2 separate regions of the Homo sapiens genome follow, and region 1 is linked to region 2. Evidence: chromatin loops called from intact Hi-C (ENCODE). Cell type or tissue: A673. All regions are shown on one strand.

Region 1 (8,000 bases), 420 kb before region 2:
GATAGATGGAACTGATGAAAATTTCACAAATGCCTCAAAGCACCGCTGTCTGTGGTAAGGCTGGAGAGTGGTCCAAAGCAGTCCCAGCACACTCAGATCCTGTGGGTCCAACGGGTCTTCCCAAAAGCAGAGCTGGGGGCTAATGATCTCCTCTATGTTAGACAGACATGTATTGGCAGGAAGCTTGTTCCTAAGAGAATTTTGTGTCCAGTGCTTTCAATCAGCACCCCTGGACTAGATGCTGGGGTGGGGATGAAGGACACAGAGATACCACATGGTCCCCTTAAGTGAGGACCAGGGGAATCTTGTTCTATCCACACCTCTTCACTTTAACAGTTCTGTGAGTGGCTACCAAATATGACACTGAGTCCCAAATACCACAAGCATTGGTTGGGAGTAGAAGGCTGGGCATACCACAGCGCTGGAATAACATAATCAGGAGCCACGTCAAACAAGGTAGTTTCTATACCTTCTCTTCCTAACATCAGCATAAAGGAATCTAGGAAAATCTGGCATCTTCTATTCTTTCATTCGGAAAACTCTCCAGACCCAGTGATAAGACTTCCTGATACACATTCCACCACACATCCTTCATTAACTTTATTTTAAGTCACCCAAATAAAACACCCCCGGCCCTCTGTTTCCAGCTGCCACAAACCCAAACACCTCAGATCTTGGAAAGATTTGATCTTTCTGCCTCCCTGAAGGGGCATTTGACAATTCTCATAATTCTAAAATTAGAATTGGAAAAAAAAAAAACGCAATTACCCTCATAAGGCCAAAGCTACTCCACAGAAGAAACCAGAACATTCCTACAACCAGCAATTAAACAACTAAAACCTTCCCAGACATCGTGCCCCTTCTTTATTTTGCTGTTGCTGCATTAATCATCCTAACACCTTTTTAATTATAATCACAAACTGGAAGCCATGGCTTCTGATGTTATAAATACTGATTTTCCAGTTAAATTAGGCATTTGCTGTTTTATGTTTTGATAGGAAGGGGCTGTTTGAAGCCTCCTAAAATACTGCAATTAGTTCTCTCTGTTGAAACAGACAAGACGTTAACAGACACATTTGCTGCTTCCCTGTAATGTGCTGGAATGTTTATGACTAAGTGTACTTCTCTCAAGCTTTTAAAGCATAAGGCATATTTTTAAAAGTGGAAGAAATCAATCATAATGCACACATTTATTATGTATTTCTTCAGTTAAGTTATTTCTAAAACTTTCCCAGGCTGTAATTTAAACCTAGAAAGCACATCTCCTCAACGGGCAGGCAACCTGTCAGAGAAACAATCTTGATTTTACCTATTGGCTCTGCTAAGATGATAACATCACTTCAGCTGACAAAGGCTGTGTTTCTGTTTGACATTTGCAATTAATTACCGAAATGCAATGGAGATGCAGCCAGCCATGCAGATCTGTTTCCCAGAAAGATATAAAACAGGAGGAAAGAGAGAAAGAGAAACAACAAAGGCGAAGGAGGTTTGCGTTTGGGGCATCTGCACCAGTGCCGTTTAAAATGTTATGGCTGGCAGGAAAGCTGGATTATTAATTTATTTTACCTGCACTTAACTTTCTAGTCCTCTCTCCTACCTTTCTCTCACCACCGGCAGACGGTGGGAAAGGAGGGAGATGAACATCTCACAAGACAGAAGCTCCAATCTGTTGCGAAGGAGGCGGAGATTAGACAGGGCACGGTCTGAGGCATAAAAACTCTCAGGGCACCAACTGTCATGCAGACATTGAGGCTTCTGGTGCAAAATCAACTCCGTGCTCATTCAGCCAAGGGGGATGGAAAGTTACGGAGGTGGGAGGCATCCTTTCTTTACTAGAAAGCCAAAACGCCAGCATGATCTTTGTAACTGTTCCCTATTCATTTTGCTCTGACCTTAACACACTAAAGTTGAATTCCAGCCACGCAAATGCGTTTGAGGGTGATTTTAAGAGATTCCAGGGGACCTCAAATCCCCTTAGTCAATTTAGCCATCCTGTCTCACTCCTCAAAGTCCTCTGCCCAGAATCCCAGAACCCCGCAAGAGCCTGGTTTCGGAAACACCCAGCAGGCAGGAGGGCTGGGGGTTCCCAGGCTTGGAGCTGGGCAGATTCAGACAGCACCTCCTTGGATGAGGAGCGCGGGAGGCAGGGCAGGGTGACACCTCCTCCCCTCGCCCTGAAATAAAGTGACCTTTCGCTGGAGTCCAGCCCTCTCAGCCGATCCCCCTGAGCAACGCCGCCAGGGTTTGCAGAGCCCTCGCGGGGGCTTGGGCCTCTCGGGACGGTGCCTGGATGCTCGAAGGGCGTGGAAAGCCGCGGCTTCCCCTCCGCGTCTCCCCCACGCGTCTCCACCAGCCCGCGGAGCCCAGGGTCCTACCTGTACCACTCCAACCCCTTTTCGTAGTTCCTGTCGAAGAAGTGCGGCTCTACGCCCACCGCCCGCACGTCCGGGTGCACGCGGATCGCCTCCAGCAGCGCGCGGGTCCCTCCTTTCTTGACCCCGATGATGAGCGCCTGTGGCAGCTTCTTCTCCCCATAGTCGGGGGTGCTGACGGCGCCGCCCCTCTCGCTGCTCCCGTTGGCCGCTCTCCGGCCTGCGAGATCCTCGTCGGTGGTGCTGGACTCCTGCGCTTCCCTCTCCGGCAGCGCGCTCTGAGCCGTGATCATCTCGCTGGGGGCCAGCGGGGTCCGGAGCCAGGCGTCCTGGGCGCCTCCGCCGCCGCTCGGCAGCCCCCAGCCGTCGGTCCCGGGGGCGGCTGGCTGCTCTGGGGGCTCGGGCGGCTCCCCGTGGCTCGCGTTGTCCAGCGGCGGCGGCGCGGGCGGCTGCGAGGGGGCGCCGAGGCGCACGGGGGTAGGCAGCAGAGAGGGTGGCGGCGGGCTCGGCGGGGGCTCGGCGGCGGCGCCCGGCGACTCCTGCAGCGCCAGAGGGAATTGCAGGGAGCCCGAGCCGCCCAGGAGGCTGTAGCACAGGTAGGTGACAGACAGGGACAAGGTGCACATAAAAAGCAGCTTGCGCGCCGGCGGCCCCTTAGCAGAGGCGCCGGGCGGCGGCGGCGCGGCCAGAGGTGGAGGCGGAGGCGGAGGCGGAGGAGGTGCGGGCCACCGGGCCATCGCGGCTCCCGGCTCGCGGCGGCGGCGGCGGCGGCGGCAGCCCCCGGCGCTGCCCGGACATGGTTTCAGCCGCCGCCCCCGCCGCCGCCGCCGCCGCCGCCGCCGCCGCCGCTGCCCAGCCGCCCCGGCTGCATGAAGCGACGCCGCTGCGCCCCCGGCCCTGGCCGCTGTCCCGCTGCGCCAGGGGGGAGCCCGGCCGCATGGCCCCCCGCCCCACGCTGCCCGCCGAGTCCGGGTGGCCCCCCCACCACCGCCCCCCCCTCAGCCTCAGGCAAGGGGACCGAGGGGGGCGCGCGGACCCGCCGGCGGCACCTGCTCCGTCTGCAGCGCCCCCGCTTCCCCGGCTCCGCCGCGGCTTCTGCTTCAGCCTCTGCCGCCGCCGCCGCGCGCTGTTGCAGCCCGGAGTTCCTTCCCCGCTGCTAACTTTCTGCCGGGAGAGAGGAGAGGCGCGGAGGGGAGGAGGAGGGGGCCGGGCGCGCGCCCGGCGCCGCCGAGGGAAGGGGGGTGCGCCTCGCGCGCGCCTGCGAAGGGGGCGGGGGAGCGGAGGCGTGCGCTAGGGCTGGGGCACCCGGGAGAACGGAGATCGTGCCCCCCAGCCCCCAGCACGCACGCACTTGGGGTGTTCCCCACCCCACCTCGTTTACTCCCCTCCCTTGGGAGCTCGGGACGCCGTGTTCTCCATTCCTTTGCCCCAGTACTTTTAGAGAGGTAAAGCCCAACGCCTGCCTCCGGTGCCGCGCACCGGGAGCTGGAAGACAGCGGGTGACGAAGCTCTCGCTTCCGCTTTTCCTCTGGGACTCCAACTCAGCCCATCCCCGACCCTCCCTTCTCTCGCCCGGGATATCCTCCTGCCTTCGGTCCAGGAGTGAATCCTTTTCTACAACCGCTTTCCCATCCCAACTTCCATCTTTCCAGCCACCGCCCCCCGCCCCCCATCTTCTCTTGAAGCTCCTGATGGGTGGAGCTTTGACACAAGCCCCCAGGTTTCCCAGCCCCAGAGCTTTTCCCTCTGTCCCATCACCAGGTGACAACACTTTCTGCTTCAAGAGATGAGGCTGCCCCTCCTCGACACCCTTAATCACAGGTGCACACACCTGCGCCTCTTCGGGGGCATTGCCACTAACGGAGTTCATGGTTTCCTGGACTGAAATAGTGTGGGACCACTGTCGCTCTGAACACCTAATAAGCGGAGACAAGCTGGGTTGCTGGGTGTCTGTGCATCGGCTCGCTGAAATTTTTTAAGTGTATTTTCTTTGCAGAGAGATCTCCACCCCTCACCTCCCTCTCCTGGGGGAACATGGTAAACATCAGAAGGCTTTGGAAGATTCACAACTAGACTTTGCTTCCTGTTGCATTTTGCTCAGGGAAGTGAGGGAAATGGGAGAAAGAGACAGAGTGATCAACTGAGGCACTCCAACAAACTCAGCTTTCTGCAACCGGGGCTGGCTCTGCACAGAGCTCTGCCAGGTGCCTCCTGGGGGTGGCTCTAGTGAGTACCATTTGCCCCCCAGCCACAGCTGGGTGCCTGACGGGGCTGCTTTTCCCTTGTTGGCTGCTGTGGCTGGCATCTCTGGTTTTGTTTGATCACGTAATAGGAAAACCAGTTGAAAGAAAATGTATATAATGTCTAAATATTAACGAGATACCTAGTGCCAAAGAGAAAAAAAATGTTAATCAAATAAGATAAAGAACACGGACTTTTCCCTGAGTGAACAAAAGCTCACTGCTGCTCTCAGCTGGACACGAGTTTCCTTCACTGCAGCTTTAGTTCAGATAAAGATTATTCTTTTATAATATATTTTTTATGGTACACTGGAGACCTCTGAAATGCAGAGTCTGGTGTCCTGTAAATCATTCTGTGTAACTAGGGATGCTTTTTCAAACAGCACACAACTGCATTACTGTAATGTCAATGGGAAGGGGCCAACTGGAACGGAGAGAAACACAAGCACTGCCCAGCCCTCCCTGTGCTCCGAGCCATGATCCAAGGTGGTCATCTAGGAAGCCTGGGTTGCAACAGATATTGCCTTGTCAGCGACCAGTCTCCCTTTCAAGGCCCAGGCACTAGATGTCTGGCATATGGCCCAGGTCCTCCTTGCAGTTCCTGCCTAGCACCCAAACTTTTCTATCTCCCCTCTCAGCAATCCAAACGAATCTGCTCCATGCCCAGTTTTACTAAAGATGGGCTCTCAAATTTCGAAAGGTTTTGGTAAAAAGGTATCAAAACCGATGGTGGCAAATGGAGCTCTGAATGTGGCCAGCACAGTGACATTAAGAAATGTAAACTGGCTGCAATAGTTTAAACTGGGGGCTTTCCCAAAAAAGGAAAAAAAAAAAACACCTTGGAGAGGACGTTACTGTTGAAAAATCAGCAGATCCTGAACTTTGAGCCCCTCAGTCAGAGCTGAGAAGTAGAGTGAACATGCTGCCGTTTTCACAGTGCTCATACAAGTTGCCCCCCCACACATTTATGTCACTTGCCTTGACACTGCTAGTAAGGACATTTCTCAGTATCCCTTTTGCCTCCAATCCTCAAATAGTCACGCTTTAATAACAAACTCTTGAAAGAATAGAGCCCCTTTGGTAAAATGTCAGGCCCACAAGTGATAGGGAGGAGGCGGGCTTTTTTGGAGAGGAACTTTGTAAATTTCACACTTAGGCAGTTGCCTATTTTTTATCTACTTTTGAGCCACGCTTTTTCTAGGAGCAAGTCCTTGAGAAACCTACAATGAAAAGTGGGAGCTACCTACACAGGGCGAACTCTGACGTCATCCAGGCATTCCCAATGGATCCGAAGACTCGATGGAAGATAGTTTTCTGTCTCCCCTGCCAACACCCACAGAATTCCTCTAACTGGTCTCCTGGCCTCACTCTGCCTCATTTCCCTTCATCCTAGAAAACAATAGCAGATCAATGTTTCTGAGGCAATGTTTTTTTAGCTCTACCAATGTCCCCCCGACTCAAAAAACCATTATCTCACTACCTAACTAATAAACTCCAACCTCTTTACCTTGGTACTCAAGATTCCCCCTACCTTTGGTGTATCTCGCAGTCCTGCCAAACCAAACAGTGCATGCTGTCCAAACATACACACTGCGTCCTTCTCTTCTGTCTCCGTAGTATCAGATGATAGCATTTGAGCAAAGCTGTCATTTGCTAGCCAAGTGGCTTTTGGAAAGGTCATTTTACCTCCCTCAGCCTCAGTTTCTGCATGTATAAATTATGGATAAGACTCACCTCAAATTGTTTTTATAAAGAATTAAATTGAATTAGCTAGAATATGCAAAAATCCCTGGCTCCCTGCCCGACATGGGGTGCCTACCAATAATTATTCAAATCTAAATATTGGCCTATGCCATGCTCTGCTTCCTTTTCCTATTAAAACTTTATTCTTGAAAAATATGTGTGTACTCTTTCTTCAAAACTATCCCAGTGTATCAGCTAAAGTTCACTGTCCTAAGATGTTCTGTTTGTAACATTTATAATGTCAAGTCTAATGCCTTCTGGAATATTGGTAAAGTTTTAGGGTTTTTTGTTTGCTTATTTTCTATAAAATAAAATCACTGGAAGGATTCATAGTAACTCAAATAACTAAAGGGAATTTTTAAAAATCAACAAACAAACAGCAAAATTGGCTTTGGAAAGGACAGTACAGTGTGTGGTGGTCATTACTGACATTCGTCAAATATTGTCCAGTCTCGTTGTGGACATCTGGTAGGGATATACTTCCCTGACCCCTTAAAGTTAGGTGTGACTATGTGCTGCTCTGGCTACTGAAATATGAACGGAAGTGAGGTTTGTCCCTTCCAGGCAGAAGCCTTGAGAGGCAGGAGGAGATTTGCCAGGGTCTGTTTTCCCTCCTGAGCAATTGCAGAAGAAAAGGGTTGAATACAGGGTCTTAGCTTCTGTATTAGGCCTTTCTCTTACTGCTATAAATAAATACCTGAGACTGGGTAATTTGTAAAGAAAAGAGGTTTAATTGGCTCATGGTTCTGCAGGCTGTATAGGAACCATTATGTTGCCATCTGCTTGGCTTCTGGGAGGCCTCAGGAAAGTTACAATCATGGCGGAAGGTGAAGGGGCCACAGTCACATCGCATGGCCAGAGCAGGAGCAAGAGAGCGAGGCAGGAGGTGATGTAAACCTCAGAGAACTCACTCACTGTCACTAGAATATTACCAAGGGGGTAGTGGTAAACTATTCATGAGAAATCTGCCCCCAAGATCCATTTACCTCCCACCAGGCCCCACCTCCAACACTGGGAATTGCAATTCAACATGAGATTTGGGCAGAGACACACATGCAAACTATTTCAGCACCCATCTACTCAATCCCGCACGTTGATTAAGGATAATACAGATCCAGCCCCTCATGACAGGTACATGATCAAGAAATAGATCTGTGCTGTTTTCAGCTCCTGAGACTTACGGCTTGGTTATTACCACAGCACAACCTAGACTATCTGACTGATTAAAGCACACATGCTATTAATTTTCCTTGCTGTTGGCCACAATGGCTTCACTCCTCCAATATTAGAATTCCCCTTCACAAAAGTAGATAAATGAAAGATTAAAAGCCCATCAGGTAAAAAAGAAAAGTTTTCCAGAAATATAAGCAGAATTCTTGTCTCGTATGTAGCAACTCTATTTCCTCAGTTCATCTTTCATCTGTTGATTAAAAAGTATATCTATAAGCTAGGCATGGTGGCTGACACCAGCAATCCCAGCACTTAAAGAGGCCGAGGCAAGAAGATCCCTTGAGCTCAGTAGTTCAAGAGCAGCCTGGGCAACATAGTGAAACCCCATCTCTACAAAAAACAAACAAACAAACAAATAAAAGTGTATCTATAAAGATTTGGAGGTAAGCCTCCAGACAAAGCCCAAAGGACAACA
Region 2 (8,000 bases):
CCTGAGGATGCTGGGATTGAATTAGGCTCCTCCATCATCTAAGAGTTGTGGGATGCCATTTCTCTGCTCTAAACTCACAGGTCCTCTGGGGAGACCAGTGAGATGAAAGCAATCAATGCACAGATCTTGGGGCAGCTGATGGTCAGCCAGGTGGCTCTGCTGATCCTGGCTGGCTTGCTCTCGTGTCCAGGTGTCAGCTGGCTATCCAGGCACCTGGACTGGCCTCTGCAGGGTGGCTGGGCTGCTTCAGCTCTCCTCGTGTCTCTCATGCTCCAGCACACTAGTCTGGGCATGTTCTCATGGTGATGGCAGAGGGACAAGAGACAGCAAGCGCCAGCGCGCAAGCCTATTTCAAGCTTCTGCTTGCATCACATCTGTGAATACCATATTGGCCGAAGCAAGTCACAGGACGCAGCCTGGAGTCAAGGACAGGTCTTGATGCCCTGCCTACAGTGAGAAAGCATGGCAAGCCAAGTGAGAATTTGCAATATTTTTAAAATAATTTCACCTTTTATTTTAGTTTCAGGGGCTACATTTGCAGCCTTGTTACATGAGTACATTGCATGATGCTGAGGGTTGGGGTATGCTTGATCCCATCACCCAGGTAGTGAGCATAGTACTCAATAGCTAGTTTTTCAACCCCTCCCCTCATCTCTTCCTCCCCACTATAGTACCCCCAGTGTCTGTTGTTCTCATCTTTATGTCCATGAGTACCCAACGTTTAGCTTCCACTTATAGGTGAGAATATGTAGTCTTTGGTTTTCTATTCCTGCATTAATTCGCTTAGGATAATGGCCTCCAGCAGTATCCATGTTGCCGCAAACGAAATGATTGGGTTATTTTTTTATGGCTGTGTAGTATTCCATGGTGTATATACACCATAACTTATTTATCCAATCCACCACTGATGGGCACCTAGGTTGATTCCATGTCTTTGCTATTGTGGATAGCGCTGCAATCAACATTTCAGTCCATGTGCCTTTTTGGTAGAATGATTTATTTTCTTTTGGATACATACCCAGTAATGGATTGCTGAGTCAAATGGTAGTTCTGTTTTAAGTTCTTTGAGAAATCTCCAAGCTACTTTCTACAGTGGCTGAACTAGTTTACATTCCCAACAACAGTGTATAAGCAAGAACCTGCATTTTGAGGTCAAGCTCTACTTCTTACCAGCTACACTGATGTCTTTCAAGTTCTCTGAGCAAATAAGACACTATTTTTCATCTATCTGATTAGTGAAGTTTTGTTAAATGTAATAATACACAGTGCATAATACAGCAAAGAAACAGGCAACTGAATATGTTCTTGGTGGGATTTTATTCTATTTTTCCAAGGGCAACTGAATCATACTTATGATGGTGGGTTGCAAAAATACCCCCTAATTCTTCTCATCTTTGTATGCACTCCTGTTTGCAATGTTACTTAGCAGCTCCTACCTCCATGAATCTGGGTTAGTCATGGGCCTTGCTTAGGCCAAGGAGAGAATGGGAAATATAATGCAAACGGGGGCTTGTACATTGGAATTGCCTCCCTTGCTGTGCTTGGAAGCCTGAGGCCACCATGTGAATGAGCCCAAGCCAGCCTGCTATAGAATGAGAGGCCACGTGGAGGAAAACTGAGGTGCCTCAGCTGACCTTAGAAGCTTGAGCATGCCCAGTTAAGATCAGCTAAGCCTGGTCTAGAACAGAAAAGCCAACCACCTGAGCCCACCCCTAATTGCCAAATCCCAGAATTATGCATGAGGTAGTAAAAGATGCCAATTCATTTTATCACATTCTCATAAAGGTCAGCATCTTTCATAAGCAGAGCTGTGTTGTAGCTTCATTTGACAAATATTTATTAAGCCTATTATTACATGCTAGGATTGTCTAGGCACTGATGAAATAAAATGAAAAAAATAAAAATAAAAAAAAGTTTCTGCCCTCATGAAGCTTACATTCTAGAGGTAAGAGACAGAATGTTATTTTGTTTTTTTGAGATAGGGTCTTGCATTGTCACCCAGGCTGGAGTGCAATGGCACAATCATAGCTCACTGCAGCCCCCACCTCCCAGGCTCAGGTGATTTTCCCAGCTCAGCCTCCTGAGTAGCTGGAAGTGCAGGCCCACTCCACTGTGCCCAGCTGATTTTTTATTTGTTTGTGGTAGAGATGAGGTCTTGCTATGTTGCCCAGGCTGGTCTCCAACTCCTGTGCTCAAATAATCCTCCCACCTCCACCTCCCAAAGTGCTGGAATGACAGGCATGAGCCACCATGCCCAACCACAGAATTTTTTTTTTTTTAATTACTAAGTGTAACAGATTGAGCAAGAGTGATGAGTGCTCTGGAGAAAAAGAATAACACTATGTATAACCCTATGATCCAGGAACTTTTCAAATGAGGGTGTAGAGTGTTGAGAGGGGCTGTAATAGTAAATGAGAAGACCAGATAAAACCTCTATAAGGAGATGATCAAGTGAAGATCTGAAGCAGGTAAGGGAATGAGCCTCATTGATATCTGGGGAGGAGTCTTCCAGGGCAAGGGAACAGCGAGAACAGTTTCTGAGGATGCGCTGGGGCCAACAAGTGTATAGGATTCAAAGACAGAGAAGTAAAAGGGGGGCCTGATTGCGTAGGGTCGTGTGGTGACTCTAAGGAATCTTTTGTAAATTCTTGTGTAGATTTAATATTTTAACGACGCGTGTGGTTGATAATTTTAAAAAACATATACAGATCAAAAACAGGCTGGGCACAGTGACTCACGCCTGTGATACCAGCACTTTGGGAGGCCCAGGTGGGTGGATCACCTGAGGTCAGGAGTTCGAGACCAGCCTGGGCAACATAGTGAAACCCCGTCTCTACTAAAAGTACAAAAATTAGCCAGGCATGGTGGCGGGCATCTGTAATCCCAGCTATTCAGGAGGCTGAGGCAGTAGAATCGCCTGAACCCGGGAAGCAGAGGTTGCAGTGAGCTGAGATCGCGCCGTTGCACTCTAGCCTGGGTGTCAGAGGGAGACTCTGTCTCAAAAATATATATATACGTGTGTGTGTGTGTGTGTGTGTGTGTGTGTGTGTGTCAAAAACAAATAGCAATCCTGAGCTGCACCCGTGGATTGCAGTATTAGTGGACTCTACATGAATTTTATTATAATCCCTGGCCCCATATTCACAGAGCTTGCTGGAGACAGCAAGAGTGATGTCATTTTTGGGCACAAACTGCCCTCTGCTGTTCACTTTTGGATTAACAGCCACCATTATCACCTGAAGAAGCAAACGCTGTCCTGGTAGAAAACAGATAATCAGTTATCAGGACACCCCGTCTTCCTTGCCAATAAGTTTGACTATTTCCAGAAGCTCTTAAAAAACAATATAAGAGGAAAGGATATCTCCCAAATCTTCGTCATTCATTTCTATCCAAATATTACATTATCTCTTTCTTTTCTTTCTTCTTTCTTTTTTGTCTTGTCTTTTGCCTTGCCTTGCCCTGCCCTGCCCTGCCCTGCCCTGCCCTGCCCTGCCCTGCCCTGCCTTGCCTTACGGGTCTTGCTATCTCACTCAGGCCAGAGTGCAGTGGCGTGATCATAGCTCACTGCAGCCTCAAACTCCCAGGCTCAAGCGATCCTCCTGCTTTAACTTTCCAGGTAGCTGGGACTACAGGTGCACACCACCCTGCCTGCCTAATTTTTTGATTTTTTGTAGACAGGGTCTCACTATATTGCCCAGGCTGGTCTTGAACTCCTGGGCTCAAGGGATCCTCCCGCCTCAGCCTCCCAAAGTGCTGAGATTACAGTAATGAACCACCAGCCCAGGCCTATATTTTTTTATTTTTATTTTTTTGAGATGGAGTCTCACTCTGTCGCCCGGGCTGGAGTGCAGTGGCACAATCTCAGCTCACTGCAACCTCCACCTCACAGGTTCAAGCAATTCTCCTGCCTCAGCCTCCTGAGTAGCTGGGATTACAGGTGCCCACCACCATGACCAGCTAATTTTTTTCTATTTTTAGTAGAAACAGAGTTTCACTATGTTGGCCAGGCTGGTCTCGAACGTCTGACCTCGTGATCCACCTGCCTCAGCCTCCCAAAGTGCTGGGATTACAGGCATGAGCCACCACACCCGGCCTTATTTTTTATTTTTTTAAGATTTTTTTAAAAACAGTTTTAGGGTCATAGCAACATTGTGAGGAAGGCAGAGAGAATTCCCATTCACCCCCTTCCCTACACATGCACAGCCTCCCCCATGATCGACATCCCCCACCAGAGTGGTACAGTTGTTGCAACTGAGGCACCTACCAGTACTGATGCGTCATTATCACCAAAGTCCCTAATTTACATTAGGGTTCACACTTGACATTGCATATTCCGTGGGTCTGGACAAATGTATAATGCCATGTATCCACCATTACAGTATCACACAGAGTATTTTCACTGCCCTAAAACCCTCTGTGTTCTGCCTATTCATCCCTACCCACCCACCCCTAAACCCTGGCAATCACTAACCTTTTTGTTGTCTCCATGGTTTTGCCTGAAAATCTGAAAAGGCTGCATACTGTATGATTCCAACTATATGACCTCCTGGAAAAGGCAAAACTGTTTAAAGATCTAAAATATTCACCAACTTGTTCATGTGATGCTCTGCAAATGCCTGTGAGGTGAGCTGTGTGGGCATTGTTAGCCCTTTTTGCAGATGAGAGAACTGAGACTTTGGAAACTTGTAGAACTTGCATTTAGTCTCATTAGCCAGTGCATGGTAAAACCAGGATGACAGTCAGAACCTTCCAACTCAGCTGGGTGCGGTGGCTCACACCTGTAACCCCAACACTTTGGGAGGCCAAGGTTGGAGGATCGCTTGAGGCCAGGAGCTTGAGACCAGCCTGGGAAATATAGTGAGTCCCTCATCTCAACAACAACAAAAAAATTTAATTGGCTGGGCATGGAAGCACACAGCTGTAGTCCCAGCTACTCAAGAGGATGAGGCTGGAGGATTGCTTAACCATTGAGTCTGCAGTGAGCTATGATTGCATCACTGTATTCTGGCCTGGGCGATAGAGCAAGACCCTACCTCTTAAAAAAATAAAATATGGCCGGAAATGATGGCTCATGCCTGTAATCCCAATACATTTGGAGGCCAAGGCAGGTGGATACTAAAAATACAAAAATTAGCCAGGCATGGTGGCAGACACCTGTAGTCCCAGCTACTCAGGAGGCTGAGGCAGGAGAATGGCTTGAATCCGGAAGGCGGAAGTTGCAGTGAGCCAAGATCACACCACTGCACTCCCGCCTGGACAACAGAGTGAGACTCCATCTAAAAAATAAATAAATAAATAAGAACCTTCCAACCCACTTTGGTACAACTGAAGTGCAAAGAGTGTAGACGACTTGCTCAACATCACACAAATTTTAAGCAACAAATCCAAGATAACAAGCCATGAGTTTTCATCACTTTAACCACAGACATGTCCAAGGAAAAGCCCAGATAAAGACCCAGGGAGGAGACGGCCATCTACAAGTCAAGGAGACCTCAGAATCAGCCCTGCCAATACCTCGATCTCAGGCTTCTAGCCTCCCGAATTGTGAAAAAATACATTTATATTGTTTAAGCCACCCAGTTTGTAGGACTTTGTTATAGCAAATTACTACAAAGGGTCTCCTCTTCTTGATAATGATATGATCATTATGATATTAGAAAAGTCATACAAATGAAGTGAACAGAGCAAACAGTAATTACAGTCAGAACAGCATATGCGCCAACCAGTTCTACCTCGGCGGAAGTTCTGGGAGGTTGTTCTGGAGGCTTTTGAACAGTGGACTGAGTTTAAGAGTGAGTGATGGGCTTAGGGTGTAAATTCAAGGGATTGGGCTGCAGCTGGGAGCTCGGGACATTCTTGGCTACTGCAGCCCTACTTTGCCTTTCACTGGCATGGTCATAACTTAGGTAGAAAATGTTGATTATTTAATCGTGTTGCCTTGCTTTTTGACCTGATAACCATTGATCAGTGGAAAGAAACACCTGCACAAGTCAAAGCAGGGCTCATTCCTCTGACGGCTTTTTGAATTGGCTTAGCAGCACTCAGCTCACTGCCTTCTTTGCTTTCTTTATCCCTTGCTGTTACTGAGAAAGATTTGGCCTGATTAGAGAAATTAGGATATACAGAAGGAGTCAACAAACTGCATCAATAATCTCCAATTAAAAGACAAGGACTCAACGTAAGGATAGACAAACCGATCAATGGAACAGAATAGAATACAGGAATAGACCCATACATATTGAATCCACTTATTTTTCACAAAGGTACCAGGTCAATGCAATGGAGAAAGAGAATTTTTTAACAAAATGATGCTGGAACCATTCGATATCCATATAGAAAAAATATAAAAGAATTTTCACCTCTACTTCATATAAAAAAATGAATTAGGGCACATGTTCTCAGGGTTTCCTGAGGGCTGTGTCATGGGCAAAAAATTTTTTCCAATAAAAAAATTTAAAGGCCGGGCACGGTGGCTCACACCTGTAATCCCAACACTTTGGGAAGCTGAGGCAGGTGGATCACCTGAGGTCAGGAGTTGGAGACTAGCCTGGCCAACATGGTGAAACCCCGTCTCTACTAAAAATACAAAAATTAGTCGGGCGTGTTGGCAGGTGCCTGTAATCCCAGCTACTCAGGAGGCTGAGGCAGAAGAATCACTTGAACCCAGGAGGTGGAGGTTGTAGTGAGCCGAGATCGTGCCACTGCACTCCAGTCTGGGCGACAGAGCGAGACTCCATCTCAAAAGAAAAAAGTAATGAATATTAATTATTAATGGAACTAACATTTACAGGGTTAGGTCCCACATTGTGATAAAAAGCCTCATGTACATTGTGTTATGTAATCCTGGGAGATGGGTGTTTGTACTGATTACATGGGAACATGAAGCTTAGTAAATTTAAGTTAGTGGCTCTCAATGGCATGCTAATATCATCTTGGGAGATTTTATTTTTTTAAAAATTCTGATGATTGGGCTTCATCCCAAGTCTACTGGATTAGAATCTCTGTGGATGGTGTCCAAGCATCTGTATTTTGTAAGTGCTCTCAGAGGTGACACTGATGTGCAACCAGGGCTGAGAACCAATGTGAATGTTAGAGAGACTGGAATTCAGGGCTTTACTGCCACTTCATTTACAGAAGACGATATAGATATAGATGTTGATAGTGATATCAATATATGTAGACATAAGTACAGATATACATATACCTAGTGTATTAGTCCATTTCACACTGCTATAAGGAACTAACTGAGACTACATCATTTATAAAGAAAAGAGGTTTAACTGATTCATGGTTCCACATGGCTGGAGAAGCCTCAGGAAACTTACAATAATGGTGGAAGGAGAAGGGGAAGCAAGGCACATCATACGTGGTGGCAGGAGAGAGAGAGAGCTAGGAGGGAAGTGCCACACTTTTTCTTTTTCTTTTTTTTTTTTTTTGAGACAGGGTCTTGCTGTGTCACCCAGGTTGGCATGCAGTGGTGTGATCTTGGCTCACTGTAATCTCCGCCTCCCAGGTTCAAGTGATTCTTGTGCCTCAGCCTCCCAAGTAGCTGGGATTATAGGTGTGCACCACCACACCCAATTAATTTTTGTATTTTTAGTAGACACAGGGTTTTGCCATGTTGGCCAGGCTGGACTCGAACTCCTGATCTCAAGTGATCTGCCTGCCTCAGCCTCGCAAAGTGCTGGGATTACAAGCATGAGCCACCGAACCCGGCCTACACTTTTAAACCATCAGATCTCATGAGAACTCACTCACTATCACAAGAACAGCTTTGGGGCTGGGCGTGGTGGCTCACACCTGTAATCCCATCACTTTGGGAGGCTAAGGCAGGTGGATCACCTAAGGTCAGGCGTTCGAGACCAGCCTGGCCAACATGGTGAAACCCCGTCTCTACTAAAAATACAAAAAAAATTAGGCAGGTGTGGTCGTGGACACCTGTAATCCCAGCTACTTGGGAGGCTGAGGCAGAATAATTGCTTGAACCCAGGAGGTGGAGG

Evidence for each region. A loop is a pair of places that touch in the nucleus more often than their neighbours do. Peaks named below come from ENCODE experiments on the same cell type or tissue, not always from the same donor. Only the 100,000 strongest peaks of a DNase experiment are listed, where the experiment ranks them.
Region 1: a loop joins it to region 2, with 3 times the contacts of the local background. A loop is called at or near these places in 9 of 110 quality-filtered maps.

The regions. Positions count from the first base shown.
Region 1 is chr16:25,687,527-25,695,526 of GRCh38, reverse strand. HS3ST4 (heparan sulfate-glucosamine 3-sulfotransferase 4) reads right to left here and starts at 3,568. Exons shown (of 2, transcript NM_006040.3): 1 at 2,376-3,568. The coding sequence starts at 3,109. RefSeq lists enhancers at 1,823-2,323, 2,324-2,824. In A673, CTCF peaks have their summits at 4,407 (motif pointing left) and 4,607; DNase peaks (open chromatin) are centred at 1,736, 3,556, 3,856 and 4,386; H3K4me3 peaks cover 4,058 bases; H3K27ac peaks cover 2,717 bases.
Region 2 is chr16:25,272,020-25,280,019 of GRCh38, reverse strand. No RefSeq gene overlaps it. Among named protein-coding and RNA genes, the nearest start is that of ZKSCAN2, 18 kb to the right of the region's middle. In A673, a CTCF peak has its summit at 3,220 (motif pointing left); a DNase peak (open chromatin) is centred at 3,169.